2 separate regions of the Homo sapiens genome follow, and region 1 is linked to region 2. A link is a loop called in an ENCODE intact Hi-C map of the cell type or tissue named here. Cell type or tissue: sigmoid colon. All regions are shown on one strand. Each heading gives the region's core, and the rest is flanking DNA. Links, peaks and the distances in the headings are about the cores only.

The links. Hi-C counts contacts between places; a loop is a spot of excess contacts. Peaks named below come from ENCODE experiments on the same cell type or tissue, not always from the same donor. Only the 100,000 strongest peaks of a DNase experiment are listed, where the experiment ranks them.
Region 1: it touches region 2 in a loop (8-fold over the local background); 54 of 110 quality-filtered maps call a loop at or near these places.

Annotation. Positions count from the first base shown.
Region 1 is chr18:45,965,908-45,982,562 of GRCh38, forward strand. It overlaps EPG5 (ectopic P-granules 5 autophagy tethering factor), which reads right to left and starts at 1,422. Exons shown (of 44, transcript NM_020964.3): 1 at 1,270-1,422. The coding sequence starts at 1,332. RefSeq lists enhancers at 1,181-1,682, 11,428-11,999. In sigmoid colon, for the core only: CTCF peaks have their summits at 8,364 (motif pointing left) and 8,567; no DNase peak of the experiment used is centred there.
Region 2 is chr18:45,686,921-45,698,743 of GRCh38, forward strand. LOC105372093 (a long non-coding RNA gene) reads right to left here. Exons shown (of 10, transcript XR_935423.3): 7 at 5,475-5,520. Among named protein-coding and RNA genes, the nearest start is that of SLC14A1, 31 kb to the right of the region's middle. In sigmoid colon, for the core only: a CTCF peak has its summit at 4,532 (motif pointing right); a DNase peak (open chromatin) is centred at 4,521; H3K27ac peaks cover 1,951 bases.

The DNA of each region.
Region 1 (16,655 bases), core at 5,226-13,225, 280 kb after region 2:
CCGTGTGTGGTGGCGCATGCCTGTAATCCCAGTTACTCGGGAGGCTGAGGCAGGAGAGTCGCTTGAACCCGGGAGGCGGAGGTTGCGGTGAGCCGAGATTGCACTCCGCCGAGATTGCACTCCAGCCTGGACGACAGAGCGAGACTCCATATCAAAACAAAAACAAAAACAAAACAAAACATAGGCTGGGCGCGGTGGCTCACGCCTGTAATCTCAGCACTTTGGGAGGCCGAGGCGGGCGGATCACGAGGTCAGGAGATCGAGACCATCCTGGCTAACACGGTGAAACCCCGTCTCTACTAAAAATACAAAAAATTAGCCGGGCGTGGTGGCAGGCGCCTGTAGTCCCAGCTACTCGGGAGGGAGGCTGAGGCAGGAGAATGGCGTGAACCTGGGAGGCGGAGCTTGCAGTGAGCCGAGATCGCGCCACTGCACTCCGGCCTGGGCGACAGAGCAAGACTCTGTCTCAAAAAAAAAAAAAAAAATACATATACATATATATACACACACACATATGTATATATGTACGTATATATGTATATATGTGTACATATGTATATATGTGTATATATGTACTATAATAAAATGAAAATCCAGACTGCACTTATAAACAAATCAACTTAAAATCACTCTAATACCACATGTAGTCTAATACAGGAAACTCAGAAAATTCAAACACTTCCCTACTGTGTGAGTCCCGCCCTGGGTTAATTTCTAGCCATTCATGCCCCTTATAAACAATCAAGACAATAAGAAATAAACAGAGGCAGCACTACTATCATCTTGAACTTTCAAAGTGATCAGAAATGGCACAGCACTAGTCTACTTATAAAGTTCTGCCAAAGGTACCTTCTCCGCGTGGAGGAGGGGAACATTCCCTCTTTATGCATGGCAGGGACTAAAAATGTTCTAGGATATAAAAGAGTAAAGAGAGAGTCAACGATGGGGCTGGAAAGAGAAAAATTATTTCACGGCAGGAAACCAGACCCAGGTGAGGAAAGCCAAGAGAGCAGAAAAGGAAGAGGCCAGTGAAGTCACAGGAGGGAGAAGGAAAAATGGGGTCCTGACAGAGTGTGGCAGGGGGATATGGAGAAGGAATGGAGGAGAAGGGCCGGTGTCAACGGGTGGTGGGATCAAATATTGGAAGGTGGAGGCGGAAGATGCAGAGGGCTCAGGGAACGGGAGTAGAATTGGCTGGGGAGGCCGAAGAGAGGAGCAAGGAGACACAGCACACTGCCAGAGCCTCGGGAGGGTGGGGGAGATCCTCACCTTTGTTTTAGTCCGGCTGGCCTTGGCCTTGGCCCGGCGCTGGGGCTTCACCGCCTCGGCCATAGACCCTTCCGCGGCGCCGTCACCGTTTGTTTTTGTCAAACCCCTGCGCTTCAAGCAACCTGCCCGGTTCTGGCCTCCGGACTGTCACATGATCGAATCTCCGCCACTCCCGGAGAAGAGGCGGTGAGTCGGCGCCTCTACGGGCCGCAACGTAGGACAAACCACTCCAGGACGCATTTGCACTGGAGGAAGGCAGGCCCGCCCCCTTCCCGGAGCCCAGGCCCCACCCCTAGCCCTGGCTCCACCCGGCGCGCAGGTGTCTTGGGTTGCGCTGGACAAGGGCAGCGACCCAGGCTGACCCACCTCCTCCGTCTCCCGGCTCTGCGGAACCTCACTCAGTGCGGATCCCGGGCGCGCTCGCACACCTCACCCGCGTCGGCTTGAAGAAATCCGGAAAGTGGGTTTGCCATTCTTTTTTTTCATCTTCAGATAAACCAGATCCAGTCGGTTAGCCTAAATCCGCACTGCGCGCAAGGAAGAAACCCTGACGCCCATCGGGGTGTGCACTTCGGCGTCCTCTTTTGTAAAGGGGAATGATCACACCTGCCTTTTCGGATGTCATGAGAATTTAATGGGCTCTCCCAGAAAGGTGCCTGGTAGCGGCAGGCATGTCGGTACATGGTAGTTATTAATTATCATTACTGTACAAATTCCCAGACTGGAAAAAAGACATGTGCTCCTAAAAGGACAGGCAAACAGGTAACAAGATAAATAAGATCCGTAAAAGTATTCTTAGTATACATTTTACAGTGTGCTTCATTTGAAATTTCCAGATGTGAAAAACTTGTCCACATCTTCCCTTCCCAGCTCTAGGATTTCTGTGATTTGCTTGTATCCTTATTGTTAGTGTCTGTCAATCCTCCCAGAATGTAAGATCCTCAAAGGCAGGGTTCTTAATTTTGTTGCCTGATGTATCCAAGGGTCTTTAGAACACTGCACGTAGTAGCACATAGTAGATACTAAATAAATATTTCGTGAATCACACAAATGAGTATGAGTTTTGTCTGGCGGTGGGGTAAGATCGTTGAAATGGAGTGGGCCAGGCGCAGTGGCTCACGCCTGTAATCCCAGCACTCTGGGAGGCCGAGGCGGGTGGATCACCTGAGGTCAGGAGTTCAAGACCAGCCTGGGCAACATGGTGAAACCCCAACTCTACTAAAAATACAAAAAAGTCGCCGGGCATGGTGGTGGACGCCTGTAATTCCAGCTACTCGGGAGGCTGAGGCAGGAGAATTGAACCTGGGAGGCGGAGGTTGCAGTGAGCCGAGATCGCACCATTGCCCTCCAGCCTGGGCAACAAGAGCGAAACTCCCATCTCAAAAAAAAGAAAAGAAAAGAAAAAGAAGAAAAGGAAATGGAGTGTATGGGAGGGAGGAAAAAGACCATCCACCCACCTGTAGCATACCCTAGAATAAAAAATCCAGCAATATGGCATGAAAAATGGAAAAGACTTCAGAGATGCAGTTTGCTTGTTTGTGATGATATTTTAATTGAGTATATAATACAATTTCGTGTATTTTGTTCCCAAATCCTCAACAACAAAAATTATTAAGCTACTCAGAATATACATGTACTTTGTATGTCCTGGTGTGTGTGTGTGTGTGTGTGTGTGTGTGTGTGTGTGCATGTATATAAAGTTATCACCTGCAAAGAGTTGGCCAATATAAACAAAATCTTTATACCACCATTACTATCCATAACTTTTGCTGATATTTCTCCCAGTCTGGAATACCCTTGCTCTCTGACCTCTCCCAGTTTAAGTCATTTATGACATTTAAAGTTCTCTATGTGCTACCCACTACTTGGTCAGCAAAACACAACTGACCCTACTCTCAATTTGCATGTTTTACAGTTTAGTTGGGAAGCAGACACAATGCATAGATACATTGTGATACGTGTATCATCGCCTAACTGGTAAAAGAGGCATACATTGGAAAGACTGAATGAAGGGATGACACCAGGGCAGGGGTGAGTTCCACACAAAAAAGAGGTTAATCAGGGAGGATGGGAGAAAGAGGAGAAGGAGGAAAGAAATGAAGGTTCTTTAAAAAGCACCTCAGCCTGGCACAGTGGTTCACACCTATAATCCTAGCATTTTGGGAGACCGAGGCAGGCGGATTGCCTGAGTTCAGGAGTTCGAGACCAGCCTGGGCAACACAGTAAAACCCCATCTCTACTAAAATACAAAAAATTAGCCAGGCCTGGCAGCGTGCGCCTGTAGTCCCAGCTACTTGTCCCAGCTACTTGGGAGGCCAAGGCAGGAGAATTGCTTGAACCCAGGAGGTGGAGGCTGCAGTGAGCCAAGATCGTGCCACTGCACTCCAGCCTGGGTGACAGAGCAAGGCTCCGTCTCCAAAAAAAAAAAAAAAGCAACTCAAAACCACAGCCTCCTAGGACTGCATAAGGTACTTCTGCTGCATTTATGTGGCTTACTGCACTTCTCAAGATGGTGAATGTGAGTATGATGTATGATGACTGGAGAGGCCAGAGAGAGCCAGATTGCTCTGTATAAGCAGAGATTTAGAGAATTTAGAGAGGAAGGAAGAACAATATATAAGGGGAGGTGGAAACGAAGTCACCTGGCAGAGGGCTAACTACTAAGGAGACCTACATTTTCCATCACGAAGTTATCTGTCGTTGGATTAATTTCAGAAAGTGAGGCCAACAGCCAGACAATTCAAGTTCAGTAGAATCCAAACAAAAGGTAAAGCAACAATCAGTTAGGTAATGATATAATTTGAACCGAGAAGGTGGTTTTGAAACTACTCCTTTTGAAGGATATAGACTTGAAGTCTCTGTTGCCACAGCAACAATTTTAAAAGGGACAATGGGAGCAGGGGCTCAGAAAAGTTCCCGAACATATGCAGTCAAGGATTTCATGTCCCAGCCAGACAACTGACTGATAAGCAACCTGAGTTCCCAGGGCTGCTAAACCCAACCTGTGAGACAGTAGCTTGAAAAAGTAAACAGGCCGGCAGTGGTGGTTCACACCTGTTATCCCAGCACTTTGGGAGGCAGAGCAGCGCAGATCACTTGAGGTCAGGAGACCAGCCTGGCCAACATGGTGAAACCCCATCTCTACTTAAAAAAATACCAAAATTAGCGTAGCGTCATGGCATACACCTGGAATTCCAGCTACTTGGGAGGCTGAGGCAGGAGAATCGCTTGAACCCAGGAGGCGGAGGTTGCAGTGAACCAAGATGGCGCCACTGCACTCCAGCCTGGGCAACAGAGCGAGACTCCATCTCAAAAAAAAAAAAAAAGTAAACCAATTCCTGGAAGTAAAGTATCATCTCAGGAAAGTCAAATACAAAGCAGATAAAGTAATTTAAGCTGACAGCATAATCCTTTTGTGTTAAATTAGGAATAAACTGTATCTTTTTGTATTTAAAGTGCTTGTACTGGTTACGATAATTTGGCAAATTAAAGGATATAGACCTTATGATTCCAAATTAAAATATGTATTTTACTACCTGATTTTAGATTACATATATTTTAGTTAAAAATAAGATAATTTTATACGGCTTACATAATCATGGAATATCTCTGAGAAATTAAGATCTATCATATTTATAAACTGAATTTGTGGCTGGGTGCAGTGGCTCATGCCTGTAATCCCAACACTTTGGGAAGCCAAGGCGGGCAGATCACGAGGTCAAGAGATCGAGACCATCCTGGCCAACATGGTGAAACCCCGTCTCTACTAAAAATACAAAAATTGGCTGGGTGCACACCTGTAGTCACAGCTACCCGGGAGGCTGAGGCGGGAGAATCGCTTGAATCTAGGAGGCGGAGGCTGCAGTGAGCCGAGATCATGCCACTGCACTCCAGCCTGGCAACAGAGTGAGACTCCGTCTCAAAAAAAAAAAAAAAAAAAAAAATTTGTTAGACCTTAGTAGGATGGTTTAAGTAGTTAGAATGGTTGGTTGGTCAGTTCAGGCAACATTAAAAAAATTAATATTTTGAATTTAATACTGTAGTATAAAACATTTGAAGGAATTTAAGTGATGATGGGACCAATTGTTTAAGGGACTTTGGTCTGTTGAATGTGAGTGGATGAATTGTTAAGGTTCCCCCTTGAACATGACTATGAAACTCTATTAGATTTATAAAAATAATGTTGAGGTATGTATAAAGATAACTTGAAGACTTAACAAAAACTGGGCCGGGCATGGTGGCTCACGCCTATAATCCCAGCACTTTGGGAGGCCGACGTGGGTGGCTCACCTGAGGACAGGAGTTCGAGACCAGTCTGCCCAACATGGTAAAACCCTGTCCCTACTAAAAATACAGAAATTAGCCGGGCATGTAATCCCGTACTACTTGTAATTACAAGTACCTGCCTGTAATCCCAGCTACTCAGGAGGCTGGGACACAAGAACCACTTGAACCTGGGAAGCGGAGGTTGCAGTGAGCTGAGATTGCACCACTGCACTCCAGCCTGGGCAACAGAGCAAGACCCTGTCTCAAAAAAAAAAAAAAAAAAAAAAGGTCGAGCATGGGGGCTTACGCCCATAATCTCAACACTTTGGGAGGTCGAGGTAGGTGTATCACGAGGTCAGGAGATGGAGACCATCCTGGCCAACATGGTAAAATCCCGTCTCTACTAAAAATACAAAAATTAGCCCAGTGTGGTGGCGTGCACCTGTAATCCCAGCTACTCAGGACGCTGAGGCAGGAGAATCGCTTGAATCCGGGAGGCGGAGGTTGCAGTGAGCCGAGATTGCGCCACTGCACTCCAGCCTGTGAGACTCTGTCTCAAAAAAAAAAAAAGACTTAACAAAAACTAAATTTTAGAATGTGTATGGGTTTAATAAATTAAGATTAATTTTTAAATAATTTAAAATACTAATTTCAGCTAGCAAAATAACAACAAATGTCTTCTCTATGCATAAGTACTATTTGCAGAGATTCTAAGAAATTCATCTTGACAGCAAGCAGTGTTCATCACTGGCATAATAATCAGAGAAGGGTTTGCTACTCTGGGCTGTAATAATTATCACCAACATTTCCTGAGCTCTTACTCTCTGCTGGGCCCTGTTCTGAGTACTTTTCATGTGTTAACTCATTTGATTCTTCCAACAACCCCGCGATGTTGAGGATTTCATTGCTTTCATTTTATAAAAAGAGAATTAAGACTCAGAGAGATTGAATTATTTGCCTAAGGTCACACAGCTTATGTAAGTGGTGGAGCTGGGATTTGAACGAAGGCAGTTATACAATATAAACAGACTTTGAAGAGGAAGCCAGGTTTACTGTCTCCATGTTTGCAATATTTAATACTTATACACTGGGGCCAAGATGACTATCAGAAATATTTCATTTAAAAGATACTGTATTAATCATAATAGTCACAGTGTTGACTGCTGGATGTCAAGGTTATATTTTTTTCTTCAAAAATTTCTATAATAGTTTTAAATTATAATATTTCTTTTGGTTGTTGTTGTTGTTGTTTTTATTTTATTTTATTTTTGAGACAGAGTCTCACTGCAATGCCCAGGCTGGAGTGCAATGGCATGATCTTGATCTTGGCTCACTGCAACTCCCCCTTCCCAGGTTCAAGCGATTCTCCTGCCTCAGCCTCCTGAGTAGCTGGGACTACAAGCATGCACCACCACACCCAGCTAATTTTTGTATTAAATTATATTTCTAAATGCAACTGCAAACAATATAGAAGTACCTATGATAGTAAGTTAATACTCCTTTCCCCAGAGTTAACATTAACAGTTCAGTATACATCCTTAAAGACTTTGCTCTACTCACATACAAAATCACACTCTTAAATACTCCATGCCTATGTGTAGATTGCGACCTTTTAATTAATGAATCCTAGCGCTATTTCCTTGTAAAAACAGATACCTCTACCTCATTTTTCCTTCAATTAATAAAATATTTCATAAACTTATTTAAACTTATTTAAAACTTATTTAAACAGACTTTTGATGGCCATTGTGTTGTTTTCAATGTTTCACTATTAAAACCAGTGCTGGTGGGCGCAGTGGCTCATGCCTGTAATCCTAGCACTTTGGGAGGCCAAGGACGGTGGATCATGAGGTCAGGAGATGGAGACCATCCTGACTAACACGGTGAAACCCCGTCTCTACTAAAAATACAAAAATATAGCCGGGCGTGGTGGTACGCACCTGTAGTCCCAGCTACTCGGGAGGCTGTGACGGAAGAATTGCTTGAACCCAGGAGGTGGAGGTTGCAGTGAGCCAAGATCACGCCACTGCATTCCAGCCTGTGCGACAGAGACTCCATCTCAAAAAAAAAAAACACACCCACACAAAAAAAATCAGTGCTTATACATGACCACTCATATATTTTTATGCATGTTTATTTCTGTAAAATCAATTCCTAGATGTACAATTTTGATCATAGAGGCATTCTCATTTTTAATTTTGATAAATATTTACCAGATTTCCTCCTAATAGGCTGTATTAATTTTCACTGCGGCTTTAAGAATTTAAAATACTTTTTAATCTCATGATTAAAATCCTGGTCAATTAAAAACAAGAACAAGGCGGCCAGGGGTGGTGGGTCACCCCTGTAATCCCAGCACTTTGGGAGGTTGAGGCTGGTGGATCACCTGAGGTCAGGAGTTCGAGACCAGCGTGACCAACATGGAGAAACCCTATCCCTACTAAAAATACAAAATTAGGCAGACATGATGGCACATGCCTGTAATCCCAGCTACTCGGGAGGCTGAGGCAGGAGAATCACTTGAACCCGGGAGGCAGAGGTTGTGGTGACCCGAGATCGAGCCATTGCACTCCAGCCTGGGTGACAAGAGTGAAACTGTTCATCTCAAAAAAAAAAAAAAAAAACCAGCATTCATAAAAAGACTGTAACTCATATATTATGTTATGGCATTCCATAACATAATATGACTATGATGCATAAGTCAGCCAGCATCTGGAAAAGAGTAAAAGCAAGGTTCAGTGAAAGCTGCTGAACTCTAGAAGGTACGCTGGGTTGACCTTTCTTAAATCTCCTTCCAAAATTCCATTCCAGAGTCTCTGTTGCCATCTGGTGGCAATGCCTGCTTGGTGAAACCTCTTACATATGATTTCCGAGAAGTCATTCATGATACAGATAGTTACTTTCTGTACATCATAACAGCACAAGGCGTTATTTCATCATTCTTCATTACTAAATGCATTTTTTAAAATTGCGAAAGAATCAGGTTGCTTCTACATTATTTCAGTTTCTTGAGACAATTAGCTCCCAGAGCAAGTACGTACCAAAAATGTACAACCTATGTTTTTCTAACAAACTGTCTTCCATAGGTGGGCTCTTTTCCATTAACAGACTTTTGCTTCCATAGGCAGCAAAGCATATAAACTTTGTCCTTTTTTTCCTCTTATAATCTCCAAACATTAAATGAGTCATACAAGTACAGTTGACCCTTCAACACTGCAGGAGTTAGGGTCACTAATCCTCCACACAGTTGAAATCTGCATATAAATTTTGACTCCTCCAAAATTTTATTTTATTTTATTTTATTTTACTTTATTTTATTTTTGAGATGGATTTTCACTCTTGTTGGCCAGGCAATCTCGTGCAATGGCACGATCTCGGCTCACTGCAACCTCCCCGCTTCCCGGGTTCAAGCGATTCTCCTGTCTCAGCCTCCTAAGTAGCTGGGATTACAGGCATGTGCCACCACGCCCGGCTAATTTTTTTTTTTTTTTTTTTTTTTTTTTTTTTTTTTTTGAGGGGGAGTCTCGCTCTGTCACCCAGGCTGGAGTGCAGTGGTGCCATCTCGGCTCACTGCAAGCTCCGCCTCCCGGGTTCACGCCATTCTCCTGCCTCAGCCTTCTGAGTAGCTGGGACTACAGGCACCTGCTACCACACCCGGCTAATTTTTTTTTTTTTTTTTTAATGGAGACGGGGTTTCACTGCGTTAGCCAGGATGGTCTTTATCTCCTGACCTCATGATCCACCCGCCTCGGCCTCCCAAAGTGCTGGGATTACAGGCGTGAGCTACCGCGCCCAGCCCTAATTTTGTATTTTTAATAGAGACAGGGTTTCATCACGTTGGTCGGCTGGTCTTGAACTCCTGACCTCAGGTGATCCACCCGCCTTAGCCTCCCAAAGTGTTGGGATTACAGATGAGAACCAGATATTTAAGGCCATGAAATTTAAATGTATTTGGCACTTAAATGGAAATTTCTGGCAATAGCTGTCCCTTCAACCTAAAACAAAACTATACTAAAAGACAGACAACAAAAATATAAGCCAGGGCTGGGCGCGGTGGCTCACGCCTGTAATCTCAGCACTTTGGGAGGCTGAGGCAGGTGGATCACCTGAGGTCAGGAGTTCGAGACCAGCCTGGCCAATATGGTGAAACCCCATCTCTACTAAAAATACAAAAATTAGCCGGGCATGGTGGCAGGTGCCTGTAATCCCAGCTACTCGGGAGGCTAAGGCAGGAGAATCGCTTGAACCCCAGAGGTGGAGGTTGCAGTGAGCTCAGATCACGCCAAAAAGAATTCTAGCCCCTCTCATCTTGACTTGGTGGCTAGTGCCCTTTTATTTGTTTTATGAGAACAATTTAGCCTTTTGGGAAGGGCTGTTATATAAACTATCACTAAATTCCTTCCCAAAGCTAGTTTGGCCTATGCCCAGGAATGAACAAGGACAGTTTAGAGGTTAGAAGCAAGATAGGGTCAGTTAGGTCTGATATCTTTCACTGTCATAATCTTCTCAGTTAATATTTTTGCAAAGGCGGTCTCAGTCAGGGTGAAATGAAATGGTGATAACATCTGTGCTGCACCATAAAAAAGAACGAGATCATGTCCCTTCTGGGAACATGGATGGAGCTGGAGGCCATTATCTTTAGCAAACTAATGCAGGAACAGAAATCCAAATACCACATGTTCTCCCTTATAAGTGGGAGCTTAGTGATGAGAATACATGGACACAAAGAGGAGAACAGACACTGGGATCTGTTTGAGGGTGGAGGGTGGAAGAAGGGAGAGGATCAGAAAAGATAACTATTGGGGCCATGCGCGGTGGCTCACACCTGTAATCCCAGCACTTTGGGAGGTTGAGGGCTGGAGGATTGTTTAAGCCCAGAAGTCCAAGACCAGCCTGGGCAACATGACGAAACCCCGTCTCTAAAAAAACACAAAAATTAGCCAGGAGTAGTGGCACATGCCTATAGTCCCAGCTACTCAGGATGCTGAGGTGGGAGGATCACTTGAGCCTGTGAGGTGGAGGTTCGGTGAACCGAGATCATGCCACTGCACCCCAGCCTAGGCAACAGAACAAGACTCTGTCTCAAAAAATAACTATTGGATACTAAGCTTAGTACCTGGGTGATGAAATAATCTGTACAACAAACCCCTGTGATACCAGTTACCAATATTGAAATGCTTCATTCTCTTTCACCCATTCATGAGAAATAATTATTTCTCCCTTGAACCTCACAGGTCTTTGTAAATGCCTCTATTACCACATTGCATTTCAATTATGTTCATATGTAATGCAAGCCATTAGAATGCCAAACCCTTGTGGTTCAGTCTTGATGTGATGTCATGATTAAAGAGGCACAGGCAGACCAAAAAAAAAAAAAAAAAAAAAACTATGCTGCAGAATCACAGTTACTGAGGCCTCACTCGTGGTGAATTTGGGTGAAACAGGTGGAAGAGCTCATGCAACATTACTAACACTTGAAAGATATGGGGCAAAGGTAATTCTAAGGACTATCAAGTAGGTTGGTTTTTATCAACTGCTGTTGACACACTGCAGAAAATCACAAGCTTGGGTCACTTAGGGAATAGTGGGAAAGCCAGAAAGCCCTTATGGCATCATTTAAAGAGATGCATTTTGCAAAATTATAAAGATAACGTGAATATAAAAAGAAATGATGTTACTTCCAAATTACTTTATCTTTCTTCAGATCCCCTGAGTCACGGGTCAGGAGGGCACATCAGTAATCCTTCCTGCAGTGGAAATGGTACATTCTGGTTTCTTTGTTGTTGTTGTTTATAGAGACGGCATCTCACTATGTTGCCCAGGCTGGTCTCAAACTCCTGGGCTCAAGGGATCCTCCCACCTCAGCCTCACAAGTAGCTGGGACTGCAGGTGCATATGACTGCACTGCGTAGAAACGGTACATTCTGGATCAGGCCTAAGCAAATCCAGGGAGCACAAGTATGTTGCCCCAAAAGGTGATGCAGACTCATCAATTACCCTTCTCTGTTGTATCTGTGCCTCTCCCTCACCTCATACCTATGGCCTCAGAGAAGGCATTCTTCAACCCAGTTGATGGAGAAAAACTCAGGCCTGGTCAAGAATAGGTCAGCTCTATATGTTAATTGTTGCTCTGTACCCGTGTGGACTGCTGCCACATGACAGTCCACTCAGGAGGGACTGTGGAAAACAGCAGCGAAGAGGAATACGCTCAAAGCACAGGAGTCAAGCAGTCCAGCTGCTCATCAGCTTGCTGTGAAGGGAGACATAGCCCACAGTAAATAATATACATAGATTCCTGGGCTGTGGCACGTGACCTGACTGATTGGCAAGGGAGGAAATAGAAGACTGAAGACAGGCTGGGCATGGTGGCTCACGCCTGTAATCCCAGCACTTTGGGAGGCTGAGGCAGGAAGATAGGTCAGGAGCTCGAGACCACCCTGGCCAACATGGTAAAACCCTGTCTCTACTAAAAATACAAAAATTAGCCAGGCATGGTGGTGGGCACCTGTAATCCCAGCTGCTCAGGAAGCTGAGGCAGGAGAATCGCTTGAACCCAGGAGACAGAGGCTGCAGTGAGCCGAGACCACACCACTGCACTCCAGCCTGAGCGACACAGGGACACTCTGAATCTAAAACAAATAAAATAAAAATAAATAGAAGACTGAAGACAAAGAGGCCTAGAGAAGAAGCAGGCAAGTGGCCTCTGGAATTAGGCAACAAAATGTGCAACTCTTTGTGTCTCATACCAAGGCCTATGAGAGAATATCCATCACAAAGCAGGTGCAGAGCAACCAGGTGGCAGGGATGACTCATCCAGTGCAGTAAGCAAGCCTCTGTCCTTGGCCACTCTGGTGCTTCCTCAATGGGCCCATTAACAGAGTAGCCATGGTGGCAGGAATGCAGCTAAGGGGACTTCCCTGCTCACCAACCCCGATGTAGCAACTACCACTGAATACCTGATCCATTAGCCTAGAGACTGAGGCTGAGCTCTAAATATGTTACCAGTCCTCAAGGAAACCAACCATCCACTTGGTGGCAAATTGATCCCATCAAACCCATTCTACCCTGGAAGCATTTCTGTCTACTGGGATTGAGTTCAAGAATGGATTTGCCTTTCCTGCTAGCCTTGCCTCAGCCAGCACCACAATCCAGGAGCTTATACAGTGTGTAATGTAACATTATGGTTTCCACATAACATCATCTTAAACCAGTGTTTCTCAATTTTTTTTCTTTTTTTCTTTTTTTTTTTAAACGGAGTCTTGCGCTGTCTCCCAGGCTGGGGCGCAGTGGTACGATCACATCTCACTACAACCTCTGTCTCTCAGGTTCAAGTGATTCTCCTGCCTCCCCGAGTAGTTGGGATTACAGGCACATGCCACTGGGCATGGCTAATTTTTGTATTTTTAGTAGAGACGGGGTTTCACCATGTTTTGGCCAGGCTGGTCTTGAACTCCTGATCTCAAGTGGATCTGCCTGCCTTGGCCTCCCAAACTGCTGGGATTACAGGCACGAGCCACCTCACCCGGCCTTCAATTTTTTTTTCATTATCACTCCCTTAATATCCTTTTTAGACTTTTTTTTCCTGTCAGCCTATGAAACTTTTCTTTTTTTATTTCTTTCTTTTTTTTTTAACATGCCTTCTGAATTCAAAAACTCCCATGAAATTTTAATACCACAGATATACTGTATTATTCCTCCTCCTCCTCCTCCTCTCTTCTTCTTCTTCTCCCTCTCCCTCTCCCTCTCCCTCTCCCTTCTCCTTCTTCTTCTTCTTCTTCTTCTGGAGACAGACTCTTACTCTGTTGCCAGGGCTACAGTGCAGAGGCACAATCTCGGCTCACTGCAACCTCCACCTCCTGGGTTCAAGCGATTCTCCTGCCTCAGCCTCCCAAGTAGCTGGGATTACAGTCACCTGCCACTATGCCCAGCTAATTTTTTGTATTTTAATAGAGACGGGGTTTCACCATGTTGGCCAGGCTGGACTCGAACCCTTGACCTTGTGATCTGCCCACCTTGGCCTCCCAAAGTGCTGGGATTATAAGCATGAGCCACCGTGCCCAGCTGTATTTCTTTTTATGCAGTATATGTTTATCCATGCTTTATACATAAAAATAGTAAGTTTTGTTTTGTCTATCAATAACCAATTTTCACCCCCTTGGTGGCAATACTGCCCCCACTGAGAATACAAATCTTTTTTTTGCTTTTTTTTTAGACGGAGTCTTGCTCTGTTGCCCAGGCTGGAGTGCAGTGGCGTGATCTCGGCTCACTGCAACCTCTGCCTCCTGGGTTCAAGCGATTCTCCTGCCTCAGCCTCCTGAGTAGCTGGGATTACAGGCACATGCCACTACGCCCAGCTAATTTTTGTATTTTTAGTAGAGATGGAGTTTCACCATGTTGGTCAGACTGGTCTCAAACTCCTGACCTCGTGATCCACCTGCCTCCGCCTCCCAAAGTGCTGGGATTACAGGCATGAGCCACCACATCCGGCTGAGAACGCACATCTTACACTAAGAGATATTTGCTTTACGGCAAAGGTGGTACAACAACAGACAAATGCCCATCGGCTCCCCTTTGTCTACTGTGTACCGCATCACCTAGAAGATGCTGTCCTGATAGATTACTGGAATGTCCTCTTAAAGGTGCAGCAGCTTGAGAATAATACCTTGCAAGGCTGGGATGCTGGCCTTGATGATGAGGTATTGGTGTTTAAATGGCCACAATCTGGTACTGCATGTTATGACTCCAATAGGTAGAAAACACAGTCTGGGAACTGAAGAAAATTATGTATACAGTGGTCCATTTCCAACACAAAGTGCCTTGAATTGGCTTAGATCAGCAAACTACAAAAGAAACAGGATATATGAGGCCTCTGCTTGGATAGCCAACGCCTGCTTGTTGGCCTCCACCTTCCCCACAACTTAGTTGCCCTCACCTGAACCAAAGGAGTTTAGTCTAAGATGAAAGTTTACTAGCCTGCAGAATAGTTCCTTTTGTCTGTTCTTATCAGCCTGCCCAGCTATTTAGGTCATAAGTCAAATACTTGAACAGCGCCTGAGCTAGGATTGCAATGCATTCTGGGCTGCAACAAGATGCAGCAAGACAACCCTAAAAAAATACCTAAAGCCTTTACCCAACAATCAATTGGCAATGTCCAGGAAGATTGTGACCCTGTAATACTCAGCCTTTGAGGAACCGGGGAGGGACCTGTGCACTAGGGGATAAATTGCTTGTTGAAACTGTGCTGGGTGTGCCTGCCTATCAGACACCTGATCTTGCAAGACCATCATTAAAAGTCTCACTTTTGATGTTCTGCATGTCTCTGAGTCCATTCTTTGGGTTTGGATGGGTGAGTTTGTCTCTCACAGAAACCAAGAGGTAAGAGTGGCGTCTGTCACTATGGCTCACACTGACCCACCGGGAATTTGTGCTTCCCATCCCTTCGACTTTAGGCTCTGCCAGACAAAAACTCCTGACTCTAGGAGGTTGGCAGGGGATATCTATACCAGGGGATATAGAAAGGGTTCCATAAAACTATGGCCAATGCCTGGGCTATTGGGGTTCCTCATACCAATAGACCAGCAGGCAAAGAGAGGCATACCAATCCCAACAGGAGTTAGTGATTATCATGAGAAAAAGGGGGCAACGATGAATATATCTGGAAGGCAGGAGTTTCCCTGGGGTGCTTCCTTGTGTTCCCATGCCTGGTAATTAATATAAACTGGCAATTTCAGCAAACAGGGGACAAAAGCCTGATAACCAGGGCTAAGACCACCACCCCAGGGAGGAAGATGCAGATTATCCCACCAGTCAAGCAACCTAGACAAGCAGATGAACTAGCCAAGTTTAAGAGGATTCTAGAATGTCTGTGCATTAGTTCACTAGGGCTGCCATAAAAAAATACCACAGATTGGGTGGTTTAAACAACCAAAATTTATTTTCTTTCTGTTCCAGAGGCTGGAAGTCCAAGAACAAGGTGCAGAGTTGGTTTCCTCTGAGGCCTCTTTCCTGGGCTTGCCACTGGCACATGGCCACTCTCTTGCTGCCTCTTCACGTGCTCATTCCTCTGTAAACATGTACTCCTGCTGTCTCTTCCTCTTCTTTTTTTTTTTTTTTTGTTTGTTTGTTTGTTTGTTTGAGACAGAGTCTCCCTCTGTCACCTAGGCTGGAGTACAGTGGCGCGAACTTGGCTCACTGCAACCTCTGCTTCCGGGGTTCAAGTGATTCACCTGCCTCGGCCTCCTGAGTAGCTGGGATTACAGGTCCCTGCCACCACGCCCGGCTAATTTTTGTATTTTAGTAGAGTTGGGGTTTCACCATGTTGGCCAGGCTGGTCTCAAACTCCTGACCTCAAGTGCTCTGCCAGCCTTGGCGTCCCAAAGTGCTGAGATTACAGGCATGAGCCACCGCATCTGGCCTCTTCCTCTTCTTAGGAGAACACCAGTCACTAGGATTAGGGCCCCACCTCAACGGCCTCCCTTCAATTTAATCACCTCTTTAAAGGCTCTGTCTCCAAACATGGCCACATTCTGAAGTACTGGCTGGCAGCTGGGACTTCAACATATGAATTGTGTGTGAGGGTGGGGTGCATGATTCATCCATAATAGTAGGGGGAGGAAGGAGATGATGAATATCAATTATGGATTTAAGATTATCTGTAAGAACAGGAAATATAGCTGGTCCTGCTAACTGTTTCCTTTGTATGTGTGTGTGTCTGTTTTTGGAAGTTGGGACTTGAAGAAGTAGTGATAGGATGGAGTAAAAAGTGGGGTATGGATGCATCTGAACCATGTGGGGTCAGATGCTGTCAATGCCCCATCCACATCCCTTCAGTACCTCTCAATTCCTTAAACACACAGTTCCAACTGTCAGGAACTGTGTTCCTGCCTAAGGACCCTCTCAGACTGTTCCCACTCTCCAGCGTTGGAGGCAGCCCAGAAGTGCTGGGAAATTAATGCCTCCTAGGAGCATTCTGCAACCAGTGACTGACAGGAGTTGGTGAATAAATACTCCAGCTCCCTTGTGGCTTAGGTGCAATATCTCCTAAGTGTGTGTGTGTTCTTTTTTTTTTTTTTTTTTTCTTGAGACAGAGTCTCACTCTGTTGCCCATGCTGGAGTGCAGT
Region 2 (11,823 bases), core at 1-8,000:
TCTCTTTCTCACTGTTGTTGGGGACTCACCCTGCACCACAAAGAAGACTAGATAAAGAAAACCACTAACCAGTAACATCCGGCTCAGTAGGCTGAGCACAAAAGCAAGGTTTTGCTTTGGCCCTAGACCTAGAAGCCTGCTGAGTGAGCGCCTTGGCCCTAGAAAAGAGGAGCAGGGGGTTGTCCGGAGCCCCTCCGACCACGCTGCTCTCAGTCAGGCACCACAGACACAGGCAGAGCTGGCTAGAGGTCAGAGGCATGGCCCCAGTGAGAAGCAGCAGCTGTGCCCTGTGAGCAGGTAGGATGGGGTTAAGGGCTGGCCTGGAATGGGGGCAGAAGGTGGAAGTTGGGAAATGGTGATGACAGCAGTTATTGCAAGGGGGCAAGCCAATGGGCAGGCAGTGGGCGTAGAAAAGCAGCTCCACTGAGACAGCCATGCAGGGAGCCCTGTGCAGGCAGACAGCTGTGGTCAGGGGTTAAAGAGGTGGAGAAAAGCAGAACATGGAGCCATGTAGAGAGCAGGTGCTGGCGGCCAGCTGGTACTGTAACAGGAAGAGTGCAAAAAAAAAAAAAAAATAGCAGTTTTTGCCATGGGGTGAGGCTCCACCCCTCTTTGAACTGTCTGGTGGGGCCAGGGCTGGGGCTGGGAGAGGGATGGGGTGGCTTTCACTCCTCTCCCCAGTGCTTGCTTCTTGATGGGTCAGTCTGGGTCACTAGGGTCCACCTGTCTCTTACGGCATGGCCTGAGCAGTAGTTTCAAGGGGTGTCATGGGGCGGGGAGGTGGGCAAGTCGGGCAGCAGAGCATTACAAACCCTGGGGCCCAGGCAACAGCCCAGACTAGCTCTATCAGAACCTTAGGGGCGGCCCAGGCCGGGGTGGTTGCCAAAGCTCCCCAGGGGGCCCCATCAGTAGAAGGTGTGGGGGCTGCTCGGTGCTGTGCTGTGCTGCTCTGTGCAGGGCTGCAGGGAGAAGATTCTCTAGAGAGCTCTCAAGTGGGAGGAGCCCCAGGCAGCATGATTTTGTCAAATGGAGATTGTCTCTGTCCCTGAGGTCAGAGGAGGGCTGTAACCATACAGTTCTTAACCTCTGGATTTGGACAAATGTAAGCTGTGTTCCTGGCCCCTCTAAAGACCTGTGAATCCTATTCTGCTCATCTGTGTGTAGTTCTTGTTTTTAAGCTTCCAGAGAGACACTGATTCCTAGCTAGTTTCTAACCCTAGCATACAGCAAGATGGAAAGCTCAGGACACAAGATTAAAGTGACAGCCTGGAGGGCAGGACAGGGAGTCTGGGCTGTGGCTGGAGCACCCATCACCATTCCTGGGCCACAAGCCGCCTTCAGGGACTGGCTTCCTGTTCTCCCAGGCCCCGCTGTGGCTCCTTGGCCTTAGCCCCAGGTTCTCAACATGAACAGACTGTGAACTCCTTGTGAACAGCGATGAGTTTTGTACATTCCCCTAACTGGGGCCTCTCTCCCGCAGTGAATGAGTAAGTGACAGACACAGTTATACTAAAGTTATAAGTTATGTCCAGCAAAAGAGAGGCATTGCCTTCTCTGTTGTCATCTGTCCTCCCATCAGTGTCTTGCAAGTCTTAATAGCTTTTGAACAAATGAATCATATTTACATTTTGTACTGGGCCCCATGAATTACGTAGCTGGTCCTGTGCTGAGCTCTTGGTGGCAACTGGAGCTTGCTCTCCCATGGCTGCAGCATCAAAGATCCCCCTGGGCTAGTTCTCTGCTTTCAAACTCCTTCCTCACCCATGACAGCATGAGACAGCAACACAACACCCCAATATACACAGAGCCTCACTTGTGGGGTACTCACTTGACAAGCACCCCAGGGAGCAAAGGAAGTGCAGAGAGAGGTGGCACCTTCTATCCTGAAGACCCAGCACACCCAGGCTCCATGGTGCAGGGACTGGAACAAACCAGGAAGGCACCCCACAACCAAAATATTTGTAGATTTTCCAGCTGGAGCAAAGGAAAGACCCAGACAGATCCCTACTCATAATCAGCTCATGAAACGCCCTACTGGAGAAAGGCAGAAAGAGTAGCTGGCTTTTTCCCCATCCCTGCATACTCCCCTGGGTGCTCTTTGAATCAATGTTTAGCCGGATTTCACCCAATCATGAGCGTGTGAGTGGGGAGCACCCCCATGACTTGGCTTCCTGCCCAACACATCACACCACAACCTGTGAATAACTCATCTTCCCCAACACATTATAACCTCTGAGGGGCCAGATTATGTATTTTCATGGCCCCCATTCCAGGCCTGGCACGTGGATACATATTTACTGACAGATGGACCCCTACTTCAGCATCCCTGTAAGCCTGGAATTAATTCCAGGAGGTGGGTACTAAGCAAGATAATGTTTAACCAAAATGCAGATTCTAGCACCTCCCCTGAACCCTAAGATATTGGGATTCAGTAAGTGATGGGGTATCTGCATTTTTACCTGCATCGCAAATGACTTAAGAAGGCCAATTCTCCTGGCTATCTGAAGAACTGAAGGAGGTGGGTAGACAGAGGGGGTCTCAGCACAGGAATTTGAGTAGAATTCACGTAGAAGCCCAGGACATGATTGCATGAGTGGCCATGGGTCAGTGTGCAGCTTGCAAATCCAGTCACTGTAAGGCCTTATCCTAGAAAGGCCCTGACGGGGACTGGGGTTGCGGGGGTGGGGATTGAGGCAGGTGGCTACCATCTGTCAAGAGCAGCAGCAGACCTGCAGCTGGCTCCATGGCTTCTGTGGCCCATGCCCACCCTCCCTCCTTACCATCACAGCAGTCGCCCAAATGGCTCAGAGAGGAGCTCATGGGAACCCCACTTACTGTTGACACTGGGGGAAAAGAATGGAAATATGATTTGGCATAACTTGAGGGACGTATAAATGGTTTGTGCCTTTCACACCCCAAAAACTTCAATTTACCTCCCTCATGAATGTCTTAGAAGCTTCTGCATTCTTTAAGAAAACTCTAGTTTTTACATAAATTTAATATTGACCATATAATTCAACATTCAATTTTATGTTATCTGGTATCACCTGCCACCTGGGTGGAGGGTCTTATTTGCTCAGCAAGATGGGAAACTCTAAAGTCAAAGACCTCATCTTATAATTACTTGAACACAACATACTTTGGAGACCAAACATATTACTGAGCACAGGATATCCGTGCTGCTTGATTCACTTACTATTTGAACTCCTGGTTCTGAGACTGTTATCCGAGGAGAATAAAAGGGTGCTGGATGGGCTTCCATGGAGAGATGGAAACTGTCTGAGTGTTAAGGGCTCAGGCTAGGGAGGAGACAAAACTCTTCTTCTGAAAGTTTCATAGCTTTAGCTCTTATATTTAGGTCTTTGATCCACTTTGAGTTATTTTTTGTATATGGTAGTAGAGTCCCCAATCTTCTGCAAGTGGATATTCAGTTGCCCCAGCACTATTTATTGAAAAGACTATTCTTTTTTGCATATGGGATTGTTTTTCAGAATCCAGAAAAATCTTTAGTTCACATTCCTCTTGCTTTAAGGTAGTATTTCCATAACTCATCAGTCATGGATCTTAAATACATATCCAAAAGAAAAAATTTTAAATAAGAAAAAGTCACATGATCCAATGAGATCCAGGTACATTAAGCCAAATAAAGTTTAACATCTTTCATTAGCATTGGCTTCTCAAAGACTTTAATGCCAGTGTGCTTTTAATGAATCACTTATCCTTCTTTTATCAGAGAAGGGCGTGTGTGTGTGTGTGTGTGTGTGTGTGTGTGTCCACATATTAACATCTCTACGAGTACACTTCCAAACACCTCGAGTTTTGGAATCATTCTTTTGCAAGAGTAGACTTACTGACTTGAATGCTATTGGATTGTTTTAATTTCATCTTGGAGAGTTCGGCTAACAGGATGGTTGGGGTGTGTGTGTTTTGTAGACTTGTAGCTTTTATCTTCAACCAGGTCAGAGCAGAAATAACACAGTAACCTATGAATTCCTCTGGGGTGTTTTTTAGCAACTGAATGTAGAAGCCACAATTTTAGTTTGTTTCTGAACTGTCCATTTTTTTAAACTTAAATATTAAGGTGTGTGTTGTTGTTTTGTTTTGCTTTTTGAAAGTGTGGTCCAAGAACCACCTGAATCAGACTCACTTGGATGTAGTTAAAAAGCGCAGATCCCTAAGGCCCCTTCAGACCTAATAGTCAGAAACACTGGGGCTGGAGCCCAGACTGCACCCCTCCCCCCGCCCCGCCCCGCCCAGGATCCCTGGTGATTCCTGTGCATATCGAAGTTTGAAAAGCATGCTTTTCCTTGAAATTAAGAGACAGTGAACCCAGTTGTCTGCAAAGAGATAGGGGACAGAAACTTACATGTACCTAGGACGAAGATGGCTCTTTCTGTACCTTTGTCCCTTCCCTTCATCTGCACTGCCCACCTTCTGTGCCCTTTTGCATGCTCACACATCCTTCTGTATGATCAACGGACTTGGGCACGCTGCACACTCCTTGGCTTATGAAACTTTCACACTGTCAGCAGAGGGCGCCAGAGACCCTCCAAAAGCCACGGAATGCTCCATTTGCTCGTTGCCCTCCTTTTGCATTCCAGGCTTTTGCATTCTATTCTAGGCATCTAGTTTTCCAGGCTTAGGCCTGTCCCCCACCTCACTGATTCTCAAAGGGACATTGGATCTCAGGAGAGTGCACAGCTTCTAAGAAACGCACTTATTGTGGGGCCTGGAAATTTATTTAATGCCTCTGAGCCCAAATTTCACATCCTAACAAGGAACTAATTTATTAGCCTGTTACTGTAGTTCTTTTAATGGTTAAATGAGGTAACAGGTGAATGTGCCCATGAAGGTCAGCAGCCCAGTGACTGCCAGCACCCTGCCACTGCCACCACTGGTGCAAGTGTAAGCATGGACACTGGCAACCCTGCTCCCACCTGCACCCTGCCACAGGTACAAGTGCACACAGGAATGCAGCAGCTCGACTTCTGCTGGTACCCCAACCCCACCAAGGCATAAGCACCCTGCGGCGCTGCCACAGGTGCCAGAACACGTGAGTGAGCACAGATCCTGCTGCCACCGCCCCAAAGAAGCACTTTGTCTGGCACCACCCATCAGAGGGTTGTGGCTAATGGACCAGGAACACCTTGGACCCTCTGATGCAGCAGGTTCCCAATCTCACGGGGCCAGATAACAAAGCTGGGGTCCTGGTACCAACTCCCCAGACTTAGAGTCCACCAGGAGTGCTGAGCTGAGCCGTGGCCCCTAAAATCTTCCAGAAATGAACCCAGTCAACTGAACCTACCTTATACTGCAATGAAACCCCCAAGGGCAGCAAAGAAGAGAAAAGCAAAGAAAAAAACATGCATCGAAAGGACAGCAACTTCAGAGGTTGAGGGAACATCATCCCACACAGATAAGAAGGAATCAGCACAAGAACTCTGGCAACTCAAAATGCCAGAATGTTTTCTTACCTCCAAATGACCACACAAGTTCCCCAGCAATGGTCCCTACCTGGGGCTGAAATGACAGAAAAAGAATTCAGATTACCGACAGGAACAGAGAACATTATCATTGACATCCAGGAGAAAGTTGAAACCCAATCCAAGGAATCTAAGGAATATAATAAAACAATACAGGAGATAACATATGAAATGGCATTTTGAGGAAGAACCAAACTGATCTGATAGACCTGAAAAACTCACTTCAAGAATTTCATAATACAATCACGAATATTAACAGCAGAATCAACCAAGCTGAGGAAAGAATCTGAGAGTTTGAAGCCCAGTTCTACAAAATAGACAAAAATAAAGAAAAAACAATAAAGAAGAATAAACAAAACCTCCGAGAAATATGGGATTATGTAAAGAGACCAAATCTACAACTCCCTGGCATCCCTGAAAGAGAGAAAGAAAGAGAGAGAGCACGCACATGAGAGCGAGCAAGCACAGATCACAAGCAACTTGGAAAACATTTAAGGATATCATCCATGAAAATTTCCCCAACCTCACTAGACAGGCCAATGTTCAAATTCAGGAAATGCAGAGAACCCTTGCAAGATACTATACAAGATGACCACCCCCAAGATACATAGTCATCAGATTCTTCAAGGCCAAAATGAAAAACAAAATGTTAAAGGCAGCTAGAAAGAAGGAGCAGGTCACCTACAAACGGAATCCCACTAGGCTAATAGTGGATCTTTCAGCAGAAGCTCTACAAGCCAGAAGCAATTGGGGAGCCTGTATTCAGCATTCTTAAAGAAAATAAATTCCAATCAAGAATTTTACAGGCAGTCTAACTAAACTTCATAAGCAAAGGAAAAATAAGACCCTTTTTAGACAGGCAAATGCTCTTGGAATTCATTACCACCAGACCTGCCTTACAAGAGATCCTTAAGGGAATGCTGAATGTGGAAAGGCCATCACTGGCAACTGCAAAAACACATTTAGGTACTGAGACCATTGACACCATAAAGCAACCACACAATCAAGTCTGCATAATAACCAGCTAACAACAGAATGCCAGGATCAAATCCACACATATAAATATCAATCTTGAATGTAAATAGGCTAAATGCCCCAATTAAAAGGCATAGAGTAGCAAGCTAGATAAAGAAGTAAGACCAAAGTATATGCTGTCTTCAAGAGACCCATCTCACATGCAATGGCATTCATAGGCTCAAAGTAAAGGGATGGAGAAAAATCTACCAAGCAAACAGAAAATAGAAAAAAGCAGAGGTTGCTATTCTAATTTCAGATAAAATAGTCTTAAAACCAAAAATAATTTTAAAAAGACAAAGAACATTACATGATAGTAAAGGGGTTCAATTAACCAAGAAGACCTAACTATCCTAAATAGACATGCCCCCAACACAAGGGCACCTAGATTCATAAAGCAAGTTTTTAGAGACCTATGAAGAGATTTAGATAACTGCACAATAATAGTGGGAGACTTCAACATCCCACTGAAAGTATTAGACATACCATCAAGGCAGAAAACGAACAAAGACATTCAGGACTCAATCTCGACACCTGACCAAATGGGCCTAACAGACATCTACAGAACTCTCCACCCAAAAACAGCAGAATATACATTCTTCTCAGCTGCACATGGCACATACTCTAAAATCAATCACACAACCAACCATGAAACAACCCTCATCAAATTCAAAAAATCCGAAATCATACCAAACACATTATCAGATCACAGAGCAATAAAATAAAAATCAATAGGGGCCAGGTGCAGTAGCTCACACCTGTAATCCCAGCACTTTGGGAGGCTGAGGCAGGTGGATCACCTGAGGTCAGGAGTTCAATACCATCCTGGCCAACATGGTGAAACCCTGTCTCTACTACAAATACAAAAATTAGCTGCATGTGGTGGCACACGCCTGTAGTCCCAGCTACTCAGGAGGCTGAGGCAGAAGAATTACCTGAACCCGCGAGGCAGAGATTGCAGTGAGCTGAGACTGCACCACTGCACTCCAGCCTGGGTGACAGAGCAAGACTCTGTCTCAAAAAAAAAAAAAAAAAAAAAAAAAAACTACTGACATGAAGAGCCAAGATGGCCGAATAAGAACAACTTCAGTCTACAGCTCCCAGTGTGAGCGACGCAGAAGACGGGTGATTTCTGCATTTCCAACTGAGGTAGCAGGTTCATCTCACTGGGGAGTGTCGGAAAGTGGATGTGGGACAGTGAGTGCAGCGCACCGAGCATGAGCCAAAGCGGGGCAAGGCATTGCCTCACCTGGGAAGTGCAAGGGGTCAGGGAATTCCCTTTCCTAGTCAAAGAAAGGGGTGACAGACAGAACCTGGAAAATCGGGTCACTCCCACCCTAATACTGTGCTTTTCCAAAGGTCTTAGCAAACGGCACACCAGGAGATTATATCCCGTGCCTGGCTCCGAGGGTCCTATGTCCATGGAGCCTCACTCATTGCTAGCACAGCAGTCTGAGATCAAACTGCAAGGCGGCAGCGAGGCTGGGGGAGGGGCGCCCGCCATTGCTGAGGCTTGAGTAGGTAAACAAAGCAGCCGGGAAGCTGGAACTGGGTGGAACCCACTGCAGCTCAAGGAGGCCTGCCTGCCTCTGTAGACTCCACCTCTGGGGGCAGGGCATTGCCAAACAAAAGGCAGCAGAATCCTCTGCAGACTTAAATGTTCCTGTCTAACAGCTTTGAAGAGAGTAGTGGTTCTCCCAGCATGCAGCTGGAGATGTGAGAATGGACAGACTGCCTCCTCAAGTGGGTACCTAACCCCCGAGTAGCCTAACTGGGAAGCACCCCCCAGTAGGAGCAGACTGACACTTCACACGGCTGGGTACTCCTCTGAGACAAAACTTCCGGAGGAACGATCAGGCAGCAACATTTGCTGTTCACCAATATCCACTGTACTGCAGCCTCCACTGCTGATACTCAGGAACAGGGTCTGGTATGGACCTCTAGCAAACTCCAACAGACCTGCAGCTGAGGGTCCTGACTGTTAGAAGGAAAACTAACAAACAGAAAGAACATCCCCACCAAAACCCCATCTGTATGTCACCATCATCAAAGACCAAAGGTAGATAAAAGCACAAAGATGGGGAAAAAACAGAACAGAAAAACTGGAAACTCTAAAAAGAGTGCCTCTCCTCCTCCAAAGGAATGCAACTCCTCATCAGCAATGGAATAAAGCTGGATGGAGAATGACTTTGACAAGTTGAGAGAAGAAGGCTTCAGACGATCCAACTACTCCAAGCTAAAGGAGGAAGTTCGAACCCATGGCAAAGAAGTTAAAAACCTTGAAAAAAAATTAGATGAATGGATAACTAGAACAACCAATGCAGAGAAGTCCTTAAAGGACCTGATGGAGCTGAAAACCAAGGCATGAGAACTATGTGACGAATGCACAAGCCTCAGTAGCTGATGTGATCAACTGGAAGAAAGGGTATCAGTGATGGAAGATCAAATGAATGAAATGAAGTTAGAGAGAAGTTTAGAGAAAAAAGAATAAAACTAAACGAACAAAGCCTCCAAGAAATATGGGACTGTGTGAAAAGACCAAATCTACATCTGGTTGGTGTACCTGAAAGTGACGGGGAGAATGGAACAAAGTTGGAAAACACTCTGCAGGATATTATCCAGGAGAACTTCCCCAATCTAGCAAGGCAGCCCAACATTCAAATTCAGGAAATACAGAGAACGCCACAAAGATACTCCTCGAGAAGAGCAATTCCAAGACACATAATTGTCAGATTCACCAAAGTTGAAATGAAGGAAAAAATGTTAAGGGCAGCCAGAGAGAAAGGTCGGGTTACCCACAAAGGGAAGCCCATCAGACTAAAAACTGATTTCTCAGCAGAAACTCTACAAGCCAGAAGAGAGTGGGGGCCAATATTCAACATTCTTAAAGAAAAGAATTTTCAACCCAGAATTTCATATCCAGCCAAACTAAGCTTCATAAGTGAAGGAGAAATAAAATACTTTACAGACAAGCAAATGCTGAGAGATTTTGTCACCACCAGGCCTGCTCTAAAAGAGCTCCTGAAGGAAGCACTAAACATGGAAAGGAACAAACAGTACCAGCCACTGCAAAAACATGCGAAATTGTAAAGACCATTGAGGCTAGGAAGAAACTGCATCAATTAACGAGCAAAATAACCAGCTAACATCATAATGACAGGATCGAATTCACACATAACAATATTAACCTTAAATGTAAATGGGCTAAATGCTCCAATTAAAAGACACAGACTGGCAAATTGGATAAAGAGTCAAGACCCATCAGTGTGCTGTATTCAGGAAACCCATCTCACATGAAGAGACACACATAGGCTCAAAATAAAGGGATGGAGGAAGATCTACCAAGCAAATGGAAAACAAAAAAAAGGCAGGGGTTTCAACCCTAGTCTCTGATAAAACAGACTTTAAATCAACTAAAATCAAAAGAGACAAAGAAGGCCATTACATAATGGTAAAGGGATCAATTCAACAAGAAGAGCTAACTATCCTAAATATGTATGCACCCAATACAGGAGCACCCAGATTCATAAAACAAGTCCTTAGAGACCTACAAAGAGAGTTAGACTCCCACACAATAATAATGGGAGACTTAACACCCCACTGTCAACATTAGACAGATCAACGAGACAGAAAGTTAAGAAGGATATCCAGGAATTGAACTCAGCTCTGCACCAAGTGGACCTAATAGACATCTACAGAACTCTCCACCCCAAAACAACAGAATATACATTCTTCTCAGCACCAAACCACACTTATTCCAAAATTGACCACATAGTTGGAAGTAAAGCACTCCTCAGCTAATGTAAAAGAAAAGAAATTATGACAAACTGTCTCTCAGACCACAGTGCAATCAAACTAGAACTCAGGATTAAGAAACTCACTCAAAACCACTCAACTACATGGAAACCGAACAACCTGCTCCTGAATGACTACTGCATACATAACGAAATGAAGGCAGAAATAAAGATGTTCTTTGAAACCAGCGAGAACAAACACACAACATACCAGAATCTCTGGGACACATTCAAAGCAGTGTGTAGAGGGAAATTTATAGCAGTAAATGCCCACAAGAGAAAGCAGGAAAGATCCAAAATTGACACCCTAACATCACAATTAAAAGAACTAGAGAAGCAAGAGCAAACACATTCAAAAGCTAGCAGAAGGCAAGAAATAACTAAGATCAGAGCAGAACTGAAGAAAATAGAGACACAAAAAACGCTTCAAAAAATCAATGAATCCAGGAGCTGGTTTTTTGAAAAGATCAACAAAATTGATAGACCACTGGCAAGACTAATAAAGAAGAAAAGAGAGAAGAATCAAATAGACGCAATAAAAAATGACAAAGGGGATATCACCACCAATCCCACAGAAATACAAACTACCATCAGAGAATACTATAAACACCTCTACGCAAATAAACTAGAAAATCTACAAGAAATGGATAAATTCCTCGACACATACACCCTCCCAAGACTAAACCAGGAAGAAGTTGAATCTCTGAATAGACCAATAACAGGCTTTGAAATTGAGGCAATAATTAACAGCTTAGCAACCAAAAAAAGTCCAGGACCAGATGGACTCACAGCCGAATTCTACCAGAGGTACAAGGAGGAGGTGGTACCATTCCTTCTGAAACTATTCCAATCAATAGAAAAAGAGGGAATCCTCCCTAACTCACTTTGTGAGGCCAGCATCATCCTGATACCAAAGCCTGGCAGAGACACAACAAAAAAGAGAATTTTAGACCAATATCCCCGATGAACATTGATGCAAAAATCCTCAAAAAATACTGGCAAACCGAATCCAGCAGCACATCAAAAAGCTTATCCACCATGATCAAGTGGACTTCATCCCTGGGATGCAAGGTTGGTTCAACATACACAAATCAATAAACATAATCCAGCATATAAGCAGAACCAACAACAAAAACCATATGATTATCTCAATAGATGCAGAAAAGGCCTTTGACAAAATTCAACAACTCTTCATGCTAAAAACTCTCAATAAATTAGGTATTGATGGGATGTATCTCAAAATAATAAGAGCTATCTATGACAAACCCACAGCCAATATCATACTCAATGGACAAAAACTGGAAGCATTCCCTTTGAAAACTGGCACAAGACAGGCATGCCCTCTCTCACCACTCCTATTCAACATAGTGTTGGAAGTTCTGGCCAGGGCAATCAGGCAGGAGAAGGAAATAAACGCTATTCAATTAGGAAAAGAGAAAGTCAAATTGTCCCTGTTTGCAGATGACATGATTGTATATCTAGAAAACCCCATCATCTCAGCCCAAAATCTCAAGCTGATAGGCAACTTCAGC